Linked DNA regions of Homo sapiens: region 1 is linked to region 2. A link is a loop called in an ENCODE intact Hi-C map of the cell type or tissue named here. Cell type or tissue: heart right ventricle. All regions are shown on one strand. Links, peaks and the distances in the headings refer to the core of each region. The heading gives the core; the rest is flanking DNA.

Region 1 (8,000 bases), core at 1-8,000, 250 kb after region 2:
CCCCGCCCACCTGCTCACGCCTCCACGGCGAACACTAACACTGCAGCGACCCCGGGCCCCGCCCACCTGCTCACGCCTCCACGGCGAGCACTAACACTGCAGCGACCCCCGGGCCCCGCCCACCTGCTCACGCCTCCACGGCGAACACTAACACTGCAGCGACCCCCGGGGCCCCGCCCACCTGCTCACGCCTCCACGGCGAGCACTAACACTGCAGCGACCCCCGGGCCCCGCCCACCTGCTCACGCCTCCACGGCGAGCACTAACACTGCAGCGACCCCCGGGCCCCGCCCACCTGCTCACGCCTCCACGGCGAGCACTAACACTGCAGCGACCCCCGGGCCCCGCCCACCTGCTCACGCCTCCACGGCGAGCACTAACACTGCAGCGACCCCCGGGCCCCGCCCACCTGCTCACGCCTCCACGGCGAGCACTAACACTGCAGCGACCCCCGGGCCCCGCCCACCTGCTCACGCCTCCACGGCGAGCACTAACACTGCAGCGACCCCGGGCCCCGCCCACCTGCTCACGCCTCCACGGCGAGCACTAACACTGCAGCGACCCCGGGCCCCGCCCACCTGCTCACGCCTCCACGGCGAGCACTAACACTGCAGCGACCCCGGGGCCCCGCCCACCTGCTCACGCCTCCACGGCGAGCACTAACACTGCAGCGACCCCCGGGGCCCCGCCCACCTGCTCACGCCTCCACGGAGAGCACTAACACTGCAGCGACCCCCGGGCCCCGCCCACCTGCTCACGCCTCCACGGAGAGCACTAACACTGCAGCGACCCCCGGGCCCCGCCCACCTGCTCACGCCTCCACGGAGAGCACTAACACTGCAGCGACCCCCGGGCCCCGCCCACCTGCTCACGCCTCCACGGGAGCACTAACACTGCAGCGACCCCCGGGCCCCGCCCACCTGCTCACGCCTCCACGGAGAGCACTAACACTGCAGCGACCCCGGGGCCCCGCCCACCTGCTCACGCCTCCACGGAGAGCACTAACACTGCAGCGACCCCCGGGCCCCGCCCACCTGCTCACGCCTCCACGGCGAGCACTAACACTGCAGCGACCCCGGGGCCCCGCCCACCTGCTCACGCCTCCACGGCGAGCACTAACACTGCAGCGACCCCCGGGCCCCGCCCACCTGCTCACGCCTCCACGGAGAGCACTAACACTGCAGCGACCCCCGGGCCCCGCCCACCTGCTCACGCCTCCACGGCGAACACTAACACTGCAGCGACCCCGGGGCCCCGCCCACCTGCTCACGCCTCCACGGCGAGCACTAACACTGCAGCGACCCCCGGGCCCCGCCCACCTGCTCACGCCTCCACGGAGAGCACTAACACTGCAGCGACCCCCGGGCCCCGCCCACCTGCTCACGCCTCCACGGAGAGCACTAACACTGCAGCGACCCCCGGGCCCCGCCCACCTGCTCACGCCTCCACGGAGAGCACTAACACTGCAGCGACCCCCGGGCCCCGCCCACCTGCTCACGCCTCCACGGCGAGCACTAACACTGCAGCGACCCCGGGGCCCCGCCCACCTGCTCACGCCTCCACGGAGAGCACTAACACTGCAGCGACCCCCGGGCCCCGCCCACCTGCTCACGCCTCCACGGAGAGCACTAACACTGCAGCGACCCCCGGGCCCCGCCCACCTGCTCACGCCTCCACGGCGAGCACTAACACTGCAGCGACCCCCGGGCCCCGCCCACCTGCTCACGCCTCCACGGCGAACACTAACACTGCAGCGACCCCCGGGCCCCGCCCACCTGCTCACGCCTCCACGGCGAGCACTAACACTGCAGCGACCCCGGGCCCCGCCCACCTGCTCACGCCTCCACGGCGAGCACTAACACTGCAGCGACCCCGGGCCCCGCCCACCTGCTCACGCCTCCACGGCGAGCACTAACACTGCAGCGACCCCGGGGCCCCGCCCACCTGCTCACGCCTCCACGGCGAGCACTAACACTGCAGCGACCCCCGGGGCCCCGCCCACCTGCTCACGCCTCCACGGAGAGCACTAACACTGCAGCGACCCCCGGGCCCCGCCCACCTGCTCACGCCTCCACGGAGAGCACTAACACTGCAGCGACCCCCGGGCCCCGCCCACCTGCTCACGCCTCCACGGCGAGCACTAACACTGCAGCGACCCCGGGGCCCCGCCCACCTGCTCACGCCTCCACGGCGAACACTAACACTGCAGCGACCCCCGGGCCCCGCCCACCTGCTCACGCCTCCACGGCGAACACTAACACTGCAGCGACCCCCGGGCCCCGCCCACCTGCTCACGCCTCCACGGCGAACACTAACACTGCAGCGACCCCCGGGCCCCGCCCACCTGCTCGTCGCTGCGGTGGTAGTCGTTGTCCTCCTCCGGCTTCTCCTCCGCGGCCTCTTTGTTTGAACTGTCGTCTGCTTTGGTTTCACCTTTTAGCACAAACAGAACATAGCGCACCATGAAATCCAAACTGTCAAGCCATTTAAAAAACTACACTGTACTCCAAATGCCGTCAAAAATTCACTCCATTAAGAGACTCTGGACCCCCGGAGCGGAGTAAGCGTCAAAGGAAAGCCGTCCGCAAAGTGTCTGCAGGGGTCTCCCCAGGATGCAGAACGGGCGTGTGGGCCTGTGGGGTGCAGGCGTGGGGAGCACAGGAGACAGAGACGGGGCAGCCGGAGCCGGCGTGGGACACAGACACGCTCCGCACTGGCCACATGGCCAGGCCCGCCCGGAGCTGCTCAGTGCTGACCACATCAGCCCCTCGATCTGAAAGCCTTCTCCTAAAAATCCACTGTTTCAACACCGCTTTTAAAATGAAAACTTCCCCTCAGGTAAAAGGGTTCTGACAGGACTGCTTGGTTCCCAGACTCGCTTCCTAACCACGCCTCATGGCTGTGCTTCCTGGGACCCGCAAAGCCGTGGGGGTGACAGAGCCAGGCCCCTCCCACCCTCCAACTGTCACAGACGCCCGGAGGAGCCTAAACATTTCCTAAGAGTTGGTGTGGTCCATTAGGAAAATAAAATGTCCTCAAGACATGAACGTTTGTTGTGATACCCTCAGATTTCAACATACCATTCCCTTTACACAGAAACCAAACCATTATTTTGCCATTTTACAGTAAAGCAAGCCAAGTGAAGTCTCAGGAAGTTCACCTTCCACTACTCTTTCCACAGGCCTTCTGAACCCTGACCTCTGCCCCCCAGACACTCTCGGGGGGCCCTCCTGCTCTCCCCTGCTGGCTTTTCCCCTCTGCCCACGTTCCCACTGGTACCAGGAGTGAGGAGGAACGCCTTGAACCCTAACCGCCCCACACCCTCAGGTTCCCCCACGTTCTCCCGTGAGTGCGTGTGGGAGGGGCCGGCAGACAGCGCCAGCTCTTTAAGAAAAGGCCTCATGCAGGGGATTCCCGGGGCTTCTGGATGGGCACGCAGGGCACTCACCATTCCGATGGGAATCTAAGTGCTGTTTTGCAGAGCAGGTCTCCCCCTTGATGTCTCCCGGCACCTCCATGCCCAATTTGTGATAGAACTCCCTCTGCTTTCTCATTTCCGCTGCGGAAAATCAACACACAGTCTTTCATCTCACAGGCAGTGGATTCTATTAAACTTCTGTTCATAAACATCACATAAAGAAAATTAGGGATTTGCATTATGAAGTTTGAAGGCTACTAATAAGAAAGCAGCAAATTAAGACTGAGATGTTTTGGGGGCTCAGCACAGCGGGAAGCGCACCCCCCGGGCACCCGCCCCACCAACCCACGTGGGACGTTGAGTCGCAGACCGGCTGCTCCAGGCCTAGGACAGGCACGGGGCCTGGGAAACCCAGGTGCGGGACTGTCATCCCCACCTCAGCCACTGCCTGTGAGTGTCCAATGGCGCAGAACCACCCGTCACCAGGGGTTGATAAACACTGTGGCCACAGCAGTGCCATGCCAGACATCATTGCTGACCTCACGGCTGAGCCAGTGGACTGCCTGGACACCCGCAGCTCAGAGATGAACCTGCCACTGGGTTCCCCCCACGCTCCTGCGCAGTGGCAGATCCTGCCGGCTCACAGGTACCCAAGGCCACCACTGAGGAACCCCAAGAGAGCCCTCGAGGGCCCGAGAGCCCCGGGGACCATGTGTCCCAGGCGCCTGAGTCCACAGCCTGCAGGGAGGGCTGCTCACAGCTATGAGCTCTGGCACCCCGTTGCCTGGCAGTGGGTTAAGAGCGCCCCCTGGTGTCTGTGGCCACAGCCACAGGCACAAATTCCAGGGAGGAGACTGCCCGGCGGCAGACGGGCCGCAGCATCCTCACCCACACCTGCCATTGGGTCACCTCTGGCCGGACCAGAGGAGGCCTGACCCTCCAGGGATGGCCAGCAAGAGCTGGCCAGAACCTCGCAGGTTCCAGGGAAAAGCAAACAGACTCTCGGCAAAGGCCCCCTAAGGGTGACCTTAGTTCACACCCAGGGGACACAGTGGACGACGTGGGTCACTGCTCGGGAACACACAGTAGGTAGCAAAGAAAGGTTAGAAAAAAGCTGCTCAAACCGCAACCCAGACATCACTCTGAAAAGTAACGTATGTGCTACGTGACCAAGGAATTCTTCACCAAACTTTTTATCCACGATTTCCTCCCTACATACCATGAGCTCGGCCAGGCCAGGGAAACGCTCTGGGCATACCCCAACCTACACAGCTGCCTCACAAACACCAACCGTGCAGGGACCAATGCCCGCGTGAGGCAACGAGCTTGGACAGAGAGGAGGATGCCCCGTGAGCCTGGGCAGAGAGAGGAGGGGACCCCGAGAGCCTGGGGAGAGAGGAGGGGACCCTGAGAGCCTGGGCAGAGAGAGGAGGGGACCCCGAGAGCCTGGGGAGAGAGAGAGGAGGGGACCCCGAGAGCCTGGGCAGAGAGAGGAGGGGACCCTGAGAGCCAAGGGGATAGGTGGGGCCGGCCGCAGGTGGATGGAGTGCTGGAGCCTCACAAGGGAAATGCTGAAAGATTAGCCTGGAGAATCTGAGAGCAGCTTGAAAGAAAATGTTTCCCTTAAATAATCACATCCCAGCAGCTGGAATGGAGGCCTGCAAGACAGGGGCTGACAGCAGGAGGCTGTTCCCATCAGTCTGCAGAAGAGCCGTGACGGGAACAACAGGCCACATAGGTCCGTGCAAAGGAGAGAGCCCCACGGACACAGTGGAAAGCAACTCAGCTTCAGACCCTGACCCTTGGCTCTAGTTCCCATTTCTTTAATTTTCACCTGTAAGAATAAAGAAGGATTAAAAATAGCAGCACTCAGTGTCAGGTGTATACAGGCACTGAAACATTTATTGGGGCCGGGCGCGGTGGCTCACACCTGTCATCCCAGCACTGTGGGAGGCTGAGGCGGGCGGATCATGAGGTCAGGAGTTCGAGACCAGCCTGGCCAACATGGTGAAACCCCCGTCTCTACTAAAAATACAAAAAATTAGCCAGGCATGGTGGCACCTGCCTGTAATCCCAGCTACTCAGGAGGCTGAGACAGGACAACTGTGTGAACCTGGGAGGCGGAGGTTGCAGTGAGCTGAGATCGTGCCACTGCACTCAGCCTGGGCAACAAGAGCAAAACTCCGTCTCAAAAATGATTGAATAAATAAATAAATAAGAGCTCACTGTCTCTGGACATTGCTCTTGAGCTGCGGCAGTCCAGCCTGATCTGAGGAGCTCACTGTTGGCATAACGCTAACGAATCAGCCAATTGGAAGCTTATTCTGACTACAGCCATATCTTCATTTTCACTTCTGAGAAGAAATTCTGCTGTGATGAGACATTCCATTTTAAATTTTCAGCATTTTGTAAACACTGCTTTCCTGTGAGTAGGGAATATTGCTGGTGTCTAAATACTGCTTTCCTGTGAGTGGGGATATTGCTGGTGTTGAGTCAGTGACTCCATCGTCGGCTGTTTGCTCTCAGCATAGCTACAGTATGACGGATGAGAAAGTCGGTGCTTTGCCATCAACAATGACAGTTCAACAACAAAATAATCCAGAGTTCACTGCGGCTTCGAAGTGCAGCCCTGAAAGTCCCCTTTTCTCCTTTCCTCGTTCTGACGTCGTCATGAAAACGTCCCAATGCAGTGACGATGAGTTCCAGCCACGGTGCAGAGGGCTGCCCAAAGCCACCGGCAGGCAGGCAGCACACTCCTGGCACACACTCAGCTGCACCACGGACGGGCTTACGGGTGAAGGCGACCACAGCTGAGCCAGTGGGGCTGGTTCCAACCAGGCTACGCACCATGAAATTTCAATTCTTAAATTATCACATCATAAAATACGCTGCTTTTGATTTTTTCCAACTATTTAAAAATGTAAAGAAACATTCTTAGCTCATGGGATCCTCCTGCCTCGGCCTCCCACAGTGCTAGGGTTACAGGCATGAGACACTGTGTCCGGCCCCCACGTTTCTAAAGCAAGAGGTGACAGGCATGTTCAGGATCCATGGAAAGAGGACTGGTGAGTGCGTGAGCCCCACAGCCCTCACCAGGAACGGACAGGAGCCTGGCACACCAAAGACCATGACACGCCCACCGAGTGAAAGAGCCCAGAGTGGGCTGAGACTGAGAATGGACACTTTGATAAATGTTTTAAACATGTTGCCTCTACGAAGACAGGTTTCTAAAATAATTTATAAAAACAAAAAGAAACAACAAACCACTAAAAACCTAACCCCACCTCTGATCTAGCAGGGAACTCTCTTCCAGCAAGCCCCCACCATGTGGGGGTGCGGGGACAGCGTTGAGGGCCTGCCCGGAGTCCAGGTGGGAGGGGCAGGACCGTGTTGGCGTCTCCTCCAAAACAGACACCTGGACCCTCAAGGGCTGACACCTCGCCTCACCACTGCATCCTCGCAGCTAACGCGCGTTTCAGGAAGAGGCCTCTGGTCGGAGAAATGAGGTTTGCAATTGTCTGCACCACAGATAAAACTAAACAAATTGCAAGTAGCCTCCATCAAGAAAATAGGTGCACTGCTAATAGTTTTAAAGTTAGAATCCTCCTGCTAAAGAGCCACAAATGACTGAAAGCTTGAGAAACAACAAGAAAAAGAATATTGACTCAACGGAAAATATGGTGGCCAGAGACAGGAGCTGGTCAGGGAGGCGGCTCGGGGCCACCGTGCCCTGGGGGTGTCAATCTGGAGCACTCCGGAACCTCTTGCCTCTCGACTTCTTCAACGTAGAGTGGAGTTGGCAGCGTCCACACCGGACAAGAGCGTGCTGAGGTGGACGAGAACATACAACCTGCTCCAGGCTGGACGCACACTCCAACTAACACGTGGAGACGAGCGATGGAACGGAGGTGGCATGCAGATCTCAGTGCCACCCGGCTCAGCACATGGACGACACCTGCCCTGATGGATGCCCAGAAGCGGGCTTCCCAAAAACACGGGTGGAACGCACCCAGGTCCACTGCCGCAGGACAACCCAGGACAATGGGAAGGCAGAGGCAGGAACCAGAAGGAGGCCCGTGAGTCAGTGGTATTCTCTGGATCCTGATTGGAATAAACAAAAACAGGCTGGGTGTGGGGGCTCACACCTGTAATCCCAGCACTTTGGGAGGCCAAGGCAGGAGGACTGCTTGAGCCCAGGAGTTCAAGACCAGCCTGGGCAACACAGCAAAACCCTATCCCTACAAAAAATTAGCCAGGATGGAGGTGCTTGCCTGTAGTTCCAGCTACCTGGCAGGCTGAGGTGGGAGAATCACTGGAGCCCGGGAGGTTGAGGCTACAGTGAGCTGTGATAGCACCACTGAACTCCAGCCTGGGCAGCAGAGACCAGGTCTCAAAATAAATAAAGAAATAAACAACAACCAAAAAGCACCGCATTTATGAGACAACTAGAAATGTCAGCACTGAGTGGCTATTTGGTATTAAGGAATCTCTACTATTTTCCTAAACATTATCAAGGTATTGTGGTTATGAGCTTTAAGAAGAACCCTTATCTTTTGGGGATACGTACTGCAGCCTTTACAGA
Region 2 (9,329 bases), core at 1-8,000:
CTTAGCCTCTGCTCCTGCCTTCCTCTGCCCCCTTTCAGCCGGGCAGGACCCCAGGAAGCGGTGCACACCTTGCATGGTCATGGAGACGTTGTCAAAGTCGTGGTGGTCTGGCTCATTCCACGTCTCGAAGTTCCACTTGGAAACATGCGCCAGTCCGTACCTACCTGCAGAGGAGCCTTGCTGTCCCCCCAGCACAGGTGAATCTCGCCTCAGTGACTCCCACGGAGGGAGGGTGCAAGGTGATGAAGGGCGTCTGACTCAAGATGAACCCCATCTCCATGCAGGCCAGCCTCCCGCCCCACATCAGGAAGCGCTGGCTCAAGGGGGTCCAAGACCTGGGCGGCGGCCTGGGTGATAGGGGTGCGGCCTGGGTGATAGGGGTGCAGCCTGCCCAGGAGTACCCCCCACCCCAGGGGCCCAGGGCCTTCGCCCACCCACCAAGCCCAGGAGTACCCCCCAGCCTGGGGCCCCAGGGCCTGCGCCGACCACCAACCTATCCCTTGTCACCCCCATCCCCCCACAAGGGCCTGCGCCTGCCCACCAATGTATCTCCTGACCAGGCAGCAGCCTGCGTGATAGGGGTGCAACCTGCCCAGGAGTACCCCCGCCCCGGCCAGGGCCCCAGGGCCTGCGCTCGCCCACCGATGTATCTCCTGGCCAGGCTGGAGACCAAGTCCTTCCACTCAAACACCTGCTGCTTGTCCTCAAAGTCAGTGAAGTGGCCCGAGGCGCTGCCCATCAGCTCAAACCCTGGAACACAGGAGGGCTGCCCCACCGCCCACCACACACCACACCCATGCTCTGCCAGGCCTGTGCTCCGGCACCAAGGCCAGCCCTGAATGGACATCCAAGGACTCAGAGGGGCTGGGTGAGGGAGAGGGTGGGCAGGGCAAGGGGGTGCAGGCGGGCTGGGAGGGCAGAGCCCACAGCTCACCTGGGAGGAGCTGGTTCTCCCTGAGAAGGTCCAGGTACCCGTCCAGGTGGGTGAAGTTGTAGCTCAGGCCCCGTCCAGTGGACCCCCTGCAGAAGGACGGTCAGCGTCAGGAAGCAGGGTGCCCACACAGCTCCATGCTCCAGGCTGGAACCGTGGCCACAACGGAGCATGTGGGAGCCTGCAAGGTGCCACACAGGACTCCGATCCCGGCTTCCCGAGGGGCCCTTCCCCTTGGAAAATAACCCTATGAAGGCCTGGTATGAACTAGAGTATCTGTACATGGAGACCCCCCAACCCTACACCATCAAGAGATGGAAAACTTGGGGTGGGGGTTCGGAATGGCTCTGAGGCTCAGTGGCACGAGGCAGGCCAGTCGCGAGCAGCAGGGGCCAGGGGTCAGGAGCCAGGCAGGACCTGGTGGACACCTCACCCTGGTTCTCTGCACCTCCTGGAGGCCCAGGAGTGCCCCATTTCCCCTCCCACACCCCAAGAGGCAACATGAGTGCACAGGAAAGGGAGAAGGGGGCCACCCTGCCACTGCACTTGCAGATGGGCTGAATTCCCATGAGGCCTGCATTCCGAGGGGACAGGCGTCGTCAAGGGTGAAGGGGGCCGCCCTGCCACTGCACTTGCCGATGGGGCTGAATTCCCACGAGGCCTGCATTCCGAGGGGACAGGCGTCGTCAAGGGAGAAGGGGGCCGCCCTGCCACTGCACTTGCAGATGGGGCTGAATTCCCACGAGGCCTGCATTCCGAGGGGACAGGCGTCCTCAAGGGAGAAGGGGGCCGCCCTGCCACTGCACTTGCAGATGGGCTGAATTCCCACGAGGCCTGCATTACGAGGGGACAGGCGTCCTCAAGGGAGAAGGGGGCCGCCCTGCCACTGCACTTGCAGATGGGCTGAATTCCCACGAGGCCTGCATTACGAGGGGACAGGCGTCCTCAAGGGAGAAGGGGGCCGCCCTGCCACTGCACTTGCAGATGGGCTGAATTCCCACGAGGCCTGCATTCCAAGGGGACAGGCGTCGTCAAGGGGGAAGGGGGCCGCCCTGCCACTGCACTTGCGGATGGGCTGAATTCCCACGAGGCCTGCATTCCGAGGGGACAGGCGTCGTCAGGGAATGGGAATCTTTGGTGAAGGGGATACGACAGGGAGTGAGGAGCCTGATGGTCAGCGAGGGACCTCTCTGAGGAGACACCTAAGGCTACCATGCAACGGGACCAGCCAGCAGGAAGACATCCAGGCAGCAGATGGCATCGCCAGTGCAAAGGCTCTGGAACAGGAATGCACACATGACAATCAGGCAGCAGGGAGGCAGCTGGTGGGCCTGAGACAGAATAAGGGTGGATATCATGGGATATGAGGCTCCATGGGGCTCTGGAAGTGACTGCTTTGAGGATGGGACCCTGACCCAGAGCGAAACAAGGATCCCTTTCAAGGTTCTGAGCTGAGCAGTGCCAGGGCATTTTTCTTTTTTCTTTTTTTTTTTTTTGAGACAGAGTCTCACTCTGTTGCCCAGCCTGGGGTGCAGTGGCGCGATCTCGGCTCACTGCAAGCTCCCCCTCCCGGGTTCACACCATTCTCCTGCCTCAGCCTCCTGAGTAGCTGGGACTACAGGCGCCCGCCACCACGCCCGGCTAATTTTTTTGTATTTTTAGTAGAGACGGAGTTTCACCATGTTAGCCAGGATGGTTTCCATTTCCTGACCTCGTGATCCGCCCACCTTGGCTTCCAGAGCATTTTTCAAGGATCCCTCTGGCAGCTCACTGGAGTCAGGGTGGGAGCTGGAAGACTGGCTGGGGGCCATGGGGGTTGCCCAGAGAGGTATGGTGCCCAGACTGGGTGGTGGCTGTGCAGGCTGTGAGCAGAGGGACTGATGAGGTTTGAGGTGAGCTGGGGGGTGAGGTGGGGGGTCGGGGGGTCGTACAGGGCAACTGTGGATTTCAGCTTGGGCAGCTAGGCGGGTGGATGAGCTTGGAGTGAGACTGGTCTCGGTTTTGGCCATGTGGAGTTGGACATCTGAGGGTGAACTGAGTGAGGAGATTGGTGTGCAAGGGTCTGGAGTTGTGAGTGATGCTTCTGGCCTGAGGGAAAGGGAATGGGGTGAATGGAATAGCAGCCAGCCTTGAGCCTGGAGTGAGAAGCAGAGACCAGGCTGGCCAGGGTCTGAGGGCTTCCTGCGGACGCCACGCAGGTGAGCACAGCTGCCCGTGGGGCAGTGCACCTCCTGTGGCAGCTGGCTTTGTGCCGCATCTGCAGTGGTGGGGGATGGGGTTACCACCATGGACCGGAATCTGGCCCTATACAGCTCCCCGTCTGTCAGTCTCCCCATGCCACAGCACCCCCAGCTCCACAGCAAAGGTCTGGACACCTCAACGCCTCCCTTCTGGTCCTCCCATGGTGTACAAGATCAAGGCAGAGCCTTGGCAGGAGTCTACAGCCTTTGGGTGTGGGCTCCTGCTCCGCCCCGCCTCTGCTGGTCCCCACCTGCTCCTGTACCCCGGGCTGGGTGTCCAGCAGGAGCAGCAGGAGTCCCTGGGGTCCACCCCACCCGGCCCCTACCACCTCTCCTCCCCTCCATCCAAAGGACACACTGGTAGCAAAGAAGTATAACTTAAGAGGCACTTGGATAAGAATTAAATGCCCAGAAGGTGCATTCCAAAGTCCCACGGAGTTGGAGTAGCGGGGCACGGTGACCTGGAGGAAAGTGAAGACCCAGCTGGGCTTCAGGTTTTCTCTGCAGAACCCCAAGGCGATAGCCCGGCAGCCCCTGACCCTAGCGGGGGGAGCCCCAGCATCAGAGATGTCCCTGGCCTGACACCCAAGGCGCCTCTGAGTGTCATCTGGCAGGGCCAGCCTCGCAGCGAGGGGAGCCCGGGACAGGGATCCCCGCCCCCAGGCCCAGGAACCCCGGGGTCAGTCCACAGGCCCGAGGGCCCACCCTCCGCCTGGCCCCCATTGGGAGGGGCCTTGAGAGACCGACGCTGGGGAGGGGACTGGGCCGGCGAGATGGAGCGCGCAGCCCACCCCCAGGGCCGGAGACGCAGACGAGCCACCGCCCAGCCCGGGAACGGAAGCCGCGGGGGCGCGTCAGCCCTTGTAGACCCCGCGCGGGGTGTCGCTGGGGCCGCGGCGGCCGCACAACGGGCTCATTCACCGCGCGGCCGCGGCTGAGCGGCCGCCCGGGTCCCCACGTCCCCGCCCCTGGGCCCGAGCGCGTGAGCCGCTAAGACCGCGCGGCTGCCGGGCCTGGTGAGTGCGCGGGGCGGGGCCGCGCGTGCATGGGGGTTCGCAGGCGGTGGGGGGAGACCGCGCGGGGTGGGGAGCAGGGCCGCGCTCTCCTGAGGGTGGGGGTGGGAGTGCGGGGCAGGGGCGGAGGCCGGGCCCGCTGGGCTGGGGGCGCGGGGCGGGTACAGACCCGCCTCTTGGGAGAACCTGCATCTGTGGCCGGGACGAAGGGGACACAGGTGCTAGAGGGTGCGGGCCGGGGCCTCCTCTTCTCCAGACCTCGGAGCTCGCCCACCCGCGGGAGGGTCTCTGGGAATAAACTCGGGTCCGGTCTCAAAGCCCTGTCGGCCGGGCTTCTTCCCACGGGTGGGAGGCAAGGATGCAAGGTCTCCTTTCCCAGTAAATGGACTCCAATGTAAAACGGCTGATTTAAAGACAAAACTAAGGAAGTAAGCGTGTGACACAAGACTGGCCAGGGGTTCAGGCGGGAGGGGGGTTCAGGAGGGAGGCGGATTCAGGCAGGTCCCAGTTGCTGGGGCCCCCACGCCCCCTGTCCTGCGTGGGCCAAGCGGGGAAGGAAGGAGGTGTTGGCAGCCCTGCGCGTGCACAGGCTCGGGGTAGAATGGGCTACCCACTCTCTCTGGCCAGCAAGGCCCCTGGACCCCCTGGGCACTCAGCCTCTGGGCCTGGCCACAGGACAGCACCAGCCACTGCCTCAATGCTCAGAGAAACTGAGGCAGAGACACGTGGGAGGGGGCAGGTCAGGCCCCAAGGATCCTGCAGTGATGACCTCACCTACTTTAGACACCCAGCCTAGGTGGGGACTAAAAGGGCATAAGGCCCAATGCCTGCAGAAGACCTGAGGCCAGGCCCCTGCAGTGCGGCTGAGGCTGTTCCTGAACTACGCTCACCTGCCTAAAACCTCACCACAGGTCCCCATAAGCCAGCCTCTGGAAACCTCCACCACCTTTCCTGAGGGGGGAAGGGCCACCTCCCACTCCAGGTTTTTCTGTGGCCCCAGGTGGCACTGCCCACCCCACCCTGCATGCAGGCGTCTGCACCAGGTGCCCCACCCCTGCTGTAGCACCCAGGTCCTCCCTGCCTCCTTTAGGGAGACCTTGAGGGAACAACCCCAGCCCCCTGGGTCTCCCCAGTTCTCCAACAACCCTGCTGGTGGCTGCACCCAGAGGGGCCCTTATCTGTCCCAGGGAGGGACCTGAGGCCCTGCGTGACTGCCTTACCCCACCCACTGGCCAACCGCTTCTTACAGCACAGCTCCCAACTGCTGAGCAAACAGCTGCTTCCCAGGGACCACTGGGGCCCAGGTTGGGCTGGGGTGGAAGCAAGGGCTCAGACTCTGGAGGACAGGGCAGGGGCTTCGAGGAGAAATCAGACTTGGAGAGGGCATCCCAGGTGGAGGCTATGGGGGTATGAGACCCTGGAGCCTGTTCAGCTCTGCCCGAATCTCACACTCAGGGGTACGAGACCCCAGAGCGTTCAGCCCTGCCCGCATCTCACACTCTGGGGTACGAGACCCTGGAGCATTCAGCCCTGTCCACATCTCACACTTAGGATGTCTCCTACTCTCTGGCCATCCCAACTACATTCCACTCCCATTTCACCTCCAAATGGGGGCACTGCAGCCCAGTCTTCCCTGGGCTCACCCAGGGCTGTGGGGAACTAGCAGCGCTTGGCAGACGGCTTCCACAAGGAGGTACCTTTGGTGGGGTGAGTGTCCAGGGTCTCCTCCCTCCGGGGCTGTGCCCCATCAATGTCAGTGTCCTCGTCTTGGGGAAATGGAGCCCCGGCACATCAGCTGGTTCTGCGAGACCCTCGGCTTCAATCCCACATGGACAGGAGAAGTAGAGCCTGTGGCTTCTGTTCCCCGGACAGAGTCAGGCTGCCCAAGGTGCCAGGGCCGGGTTGGCCTTCCAGCCCCACCCGAGGGACCCACCGCAGCCTCCTGGCCTCCCTTGGGATGGGAGAGCACTGAGGGCTGCAGCCCCTCGTTACACTCACCCTCCGGCCACAGGTGCCCCGTGCAGGCTCCCACCCAGTACTCACTGTCAAAGTCGGGGGGACCTGAGGCTCCCAAGGAATTTTTTTTTTTTTTTTGAGACAGAACTGGCCGGGCACGGTGGCTCACGCCTGTAATCCCAGCACTTTGGGAGGCCGAGGCGGGTGGATCACAAGGTCAGGAGTTCAAGACTAGCCTGACCAACATAGTGAAACCCTGTCTCTACTAAAAATACAAAAATTAGCCGGGCGTGGTGGCACACGCCTGTAGTCCCAACTACTCAGGCGGCTGAGGCAGGAGAATCGCTTGAACCCGGGAGGCAGAGGCTGCAGTGAGCCGAGATTGTGCCACTGCACTCCAGCCTGGGCAACAGAGCGAGACTCCATCTCAAAAAAAAAAAAAAAAGACTTGTAGGCTGGAGTGAAGCGCTACAAACATACCTCACTGCAGCCTGGACCTCCAGGGCTCAAGCAATCCTCCTACCTTAGCTTCCCAAAGTGCTGGGCCAATGACAGCGTTTGTTTTTGAGACGGGCTCTTGCTCTGTGGCCTAGGATAGGGTGCAGTGGCCTAATCATACCTCATGGCAGCCTCAAACTCCTGGGCTCAAGCCATGCTCCCACCTGAGCCGCTTGAGTAGCTGGGATACAGGCACACACCACCACACCCAGCTAATTTTTTACTTTTAATTTTTTAAAGGTTGGGGGGCAGGGGGCGGCCGGGTGCAGTGGCTCAAGCCTGTAATCCCAGCACTTTGGGAGGCCGAGGTGGGTGGATCACGAGGTCAGGAGATCAAGACCATCCTGGCTAACATGGTGAAACCCCGTCTCTACTAAAAATACAAAAAATTAGCCGGGCGTGGTGGCGGGTGCCTGTAGTCCCAGCTACTCGGGAGGCTGAGGCAGGAGAATCACTTGAACCCGGGAGACAGAGCTTGCAGTGAGCCGAGATCATGCCACTGTACTCCAGCCTGGGCAACAGAGCGAAACTCCGTCTCAAAAAAAAAAAAATTAGCCGGGCGCGGTGGCGGGCGCCTGTAGTCCCAGCTACTCAGGAGGCTGAGGCAGGAGAATGGCGTGAACCCAGGAGGCAGAGCTTCCAGTGAGCCGAGATCACACCACTGCATTCCGGCCTGGGTGACAGAGCAAGACTCCGCCTCAAAAAAAAAAAAAGAAAAGGTGGGGGGCGTCTCACTATGTTGACCAGGCTGGTCTTGAACTGCTGGCCTTAAGCGATCCTCCTGTCTAGGCCTCCCAAAGTGTTGGAATTACAGGAGTGAACCATCGTGCCTGGCTAATAATTCCTTTTAAAAAGCAGCTTACCCTTATTTTCACGTGTGGGCCTAATTTAGTTCACTTAAAAAAATCATTTATCTTCACCCCAGCCCTATGAGGCAGGCACTGCCGGTCCTGGTCTGTGGTAGAGGGGAGGGCAGAGGAGCCGTGAGGGTGACCAGGCGCTGTGGGTCGGTGCTGGGTCCAGTCAGACCAGGACTCCTGGCCAGTCACGGCACCTTGACCCCGGCAGTCCTCGCCCTGGGCGGTGAGCACCACACACAGGGCTTACGCGAGCACACACGCATATGCACGCACCGGCAGCCTTGGGCTGAGCCGGCTGTCAGCCTCTGCCCTGCTCCAGCTTGGACCAGGCTGGCTCCTTGCAGGACCAGGAGGGTGTCCGGCGACTGGACACGGAGACCAAGCCTCCCTCAGCCCCGCCTGGGTTTGAAGGCTGCTGCACTCGACCCCAGACCCCAGAGCTGAAGGTTTACCTGTGCTCAGCCCCTGAGCCCCCGCCTCCCGCTGGTCCCTAAGCCCCCCCGGCAGGGCCGCAGAGCCACAGCTGCAGCGGCTCCTGGGAGGCTGGGAGCTCCTCAGAGGCCCACACAGCTCTAACTCCTACAAGCCCCTGATTACAGTTCAACTCCCGGATCAGCCGATCAGGTAACATGGCTGGAGAAACCCATGACTCAGCAATCTGTAGGTAAATAATTGAACTACAGAGTCCAGGGCACAGACCACTGCCTGCAGGTTGGCGCCACCACCCCCACTCTCCCCGCTGCTCGCGGGAGCCAGAGGGCCCTGCGGTCCTCGGTGGTCTTGCCAGCCCCTCGTCATCCCAGGGCCCTCCGCGCCTGTGAGGACTCCCTCAGGTAAGAACCATCCTGGGCCCAGATCTCAGCTGCAGCAGAGGGGGGCGTGGGAGCCGAGGCCAGAAATGCCCTGGACTCGTGGTTTCTTAGGGGCACCCTCAGGCTCAAGGCAGGTGGCCCTACTGTCCCCATTCCACACACCTGGACCCCAGGGGCTTGGGGTGGGCTTCAGGGCATCCAGGGACCCAGTGTGGTGGGGTCTTCCAGGGAAGGGGACACAACTCTTGCAATGTTGCCTGAGGGCCAGGACCCCCGCTCTGTGCCCCAGGGGTGCTGTGCCCAGCCTGCATGTGTCAACCTACCAGGCTGGGCTCACTGCCCCAACACACCCGCCAGGAGACTGGAGCTCGCACACCCTGGGCCAGCGTGCAAACAGCAGGCTCAGCCCAGGCTCCAGGGTGTCCTGGGCACCTGGTGTCCTGGGAGCAAAGTCTTTGCCTAACGTCGCTGAGAAGAATGTTTAAAGTGAAAGTACATTGGAGTCTGCAAACAGGACAGACCCGAGGCCTCACGTGGGACCAGTCAGGCCTCTAAGCACCGCCTCCCTAACGCCACGGTGTTTTCCGAGATCAAGGGAAAGGTCAGGTGCCCTTCCGGCTCTGCCGGCCCAGGGTGACTGTGTGCAGCGGGCTGGGCCCTCTCGGTGCTGCCTCGGGACAGTGTGTCATGGCCGTTCCACAGTGAGCTGGTGCAGCCTGGGAAAAAGGGCGCCTCACGTCCCAGAACTGTCTGGGCAGGGGAGACAGACGCCAGTCACCCTCCTCCCCTCCCAGCTGGCCCTGATGGGGCCCCCGTCCAGGCATATTCTCAGAATTCTGTCCCAAGTCCAGGCGGATGGGCTAGGCTAGTGTCTGAGTGCTGCTCCCCCAGCAGACTTGGGGTCCCAGTACCCACAAAGCTTGGCAGGGACATAGGAGGCCTCTTCCTGAGACTTCCGCCAGCCCCAGGACCCACAGGGCAGGTGACAGAGGGGTGGGTGGAGGTGTCTCCAGGAGAGC

Evidence for each region. A loop is a pair of places that touch in the nucleus more often than their neighbours do. Peaks named below come from ENCODE experiments on the same cell type or tissue, not always from the same donor. Only the 100,000 strongest peaks of a DNase experiment are listed, where the experiment ranks them.
Region 1: a loop joins it to region 2, with 3 times the contacts of the local background. A loop is called at or near these places in 34 of 110 quality-filtered maps.

The regions. Positions count from the first base shown.
Region 1 is chr4:739,033-747,032 of GRCh38, reverse strand. PCGF3 (polycomb group ring finger 3) reads right to left here. Exons shown (of 11, transcript NM_006315.7): 7 at 3,449-3,559; 8 at 2,345-2,433. LOC107986246 (a long non-coding RNA gene) reads right to left here and starts at 7,606. Exons shown (of 2, transcript XR_001741543.2): 1 at 7,089-7,606; 2 at 5,294-6,326. It overlaps LOC124900644 (a long non-coding RNA gene), which reads right to left and starts at 872. Exons shown (of 2, transcript XR_007057987.1): 1 at 1-872. RefSeq lists a silencer at 4,256-4,345. In heart right ventricle, for the core only: a CTCF peak has its summit at 4,226 (motif pointing left); a DNase peak (open chromatin) is centred at 4,212.
Region 2 is chr4:992,303-1,001,631 of GRCh38, reverse strand. IDUA (alpha-L-iduronidase) reads right to left here. Exons shown (of 14, transcript NM_000203.5): 3 at 935-1,020; 4 at 643-750; 5 at 69-164. It overlaps LOC124900646, which reads right to left and starts at 3,267. Exons shown (of 2, transcript XM_047416476.1): 1 at 2,643-3,267; 2 at 1,877-2,208. The coding sequence starts at 3,267. The coding sequence ends at 1,877. It overlaps SLC26A1 (solute carrier family 26 member 1), which reads left to right and starts at 8,228. Exons shown (of 3, transcript NM_022042.4): 1 at 8,228-8,331. RefSeq lists enhancers at 7,268-8,079, 8,080-8,891. In heart right ventricle, for the core only: no CTCF peak of the experiment used is centred there; no DNase peak of the experiment used is centred there; H3K4me3 peaks cover 1,067 bases; H3K27me3 peaks cover 4,810 bases.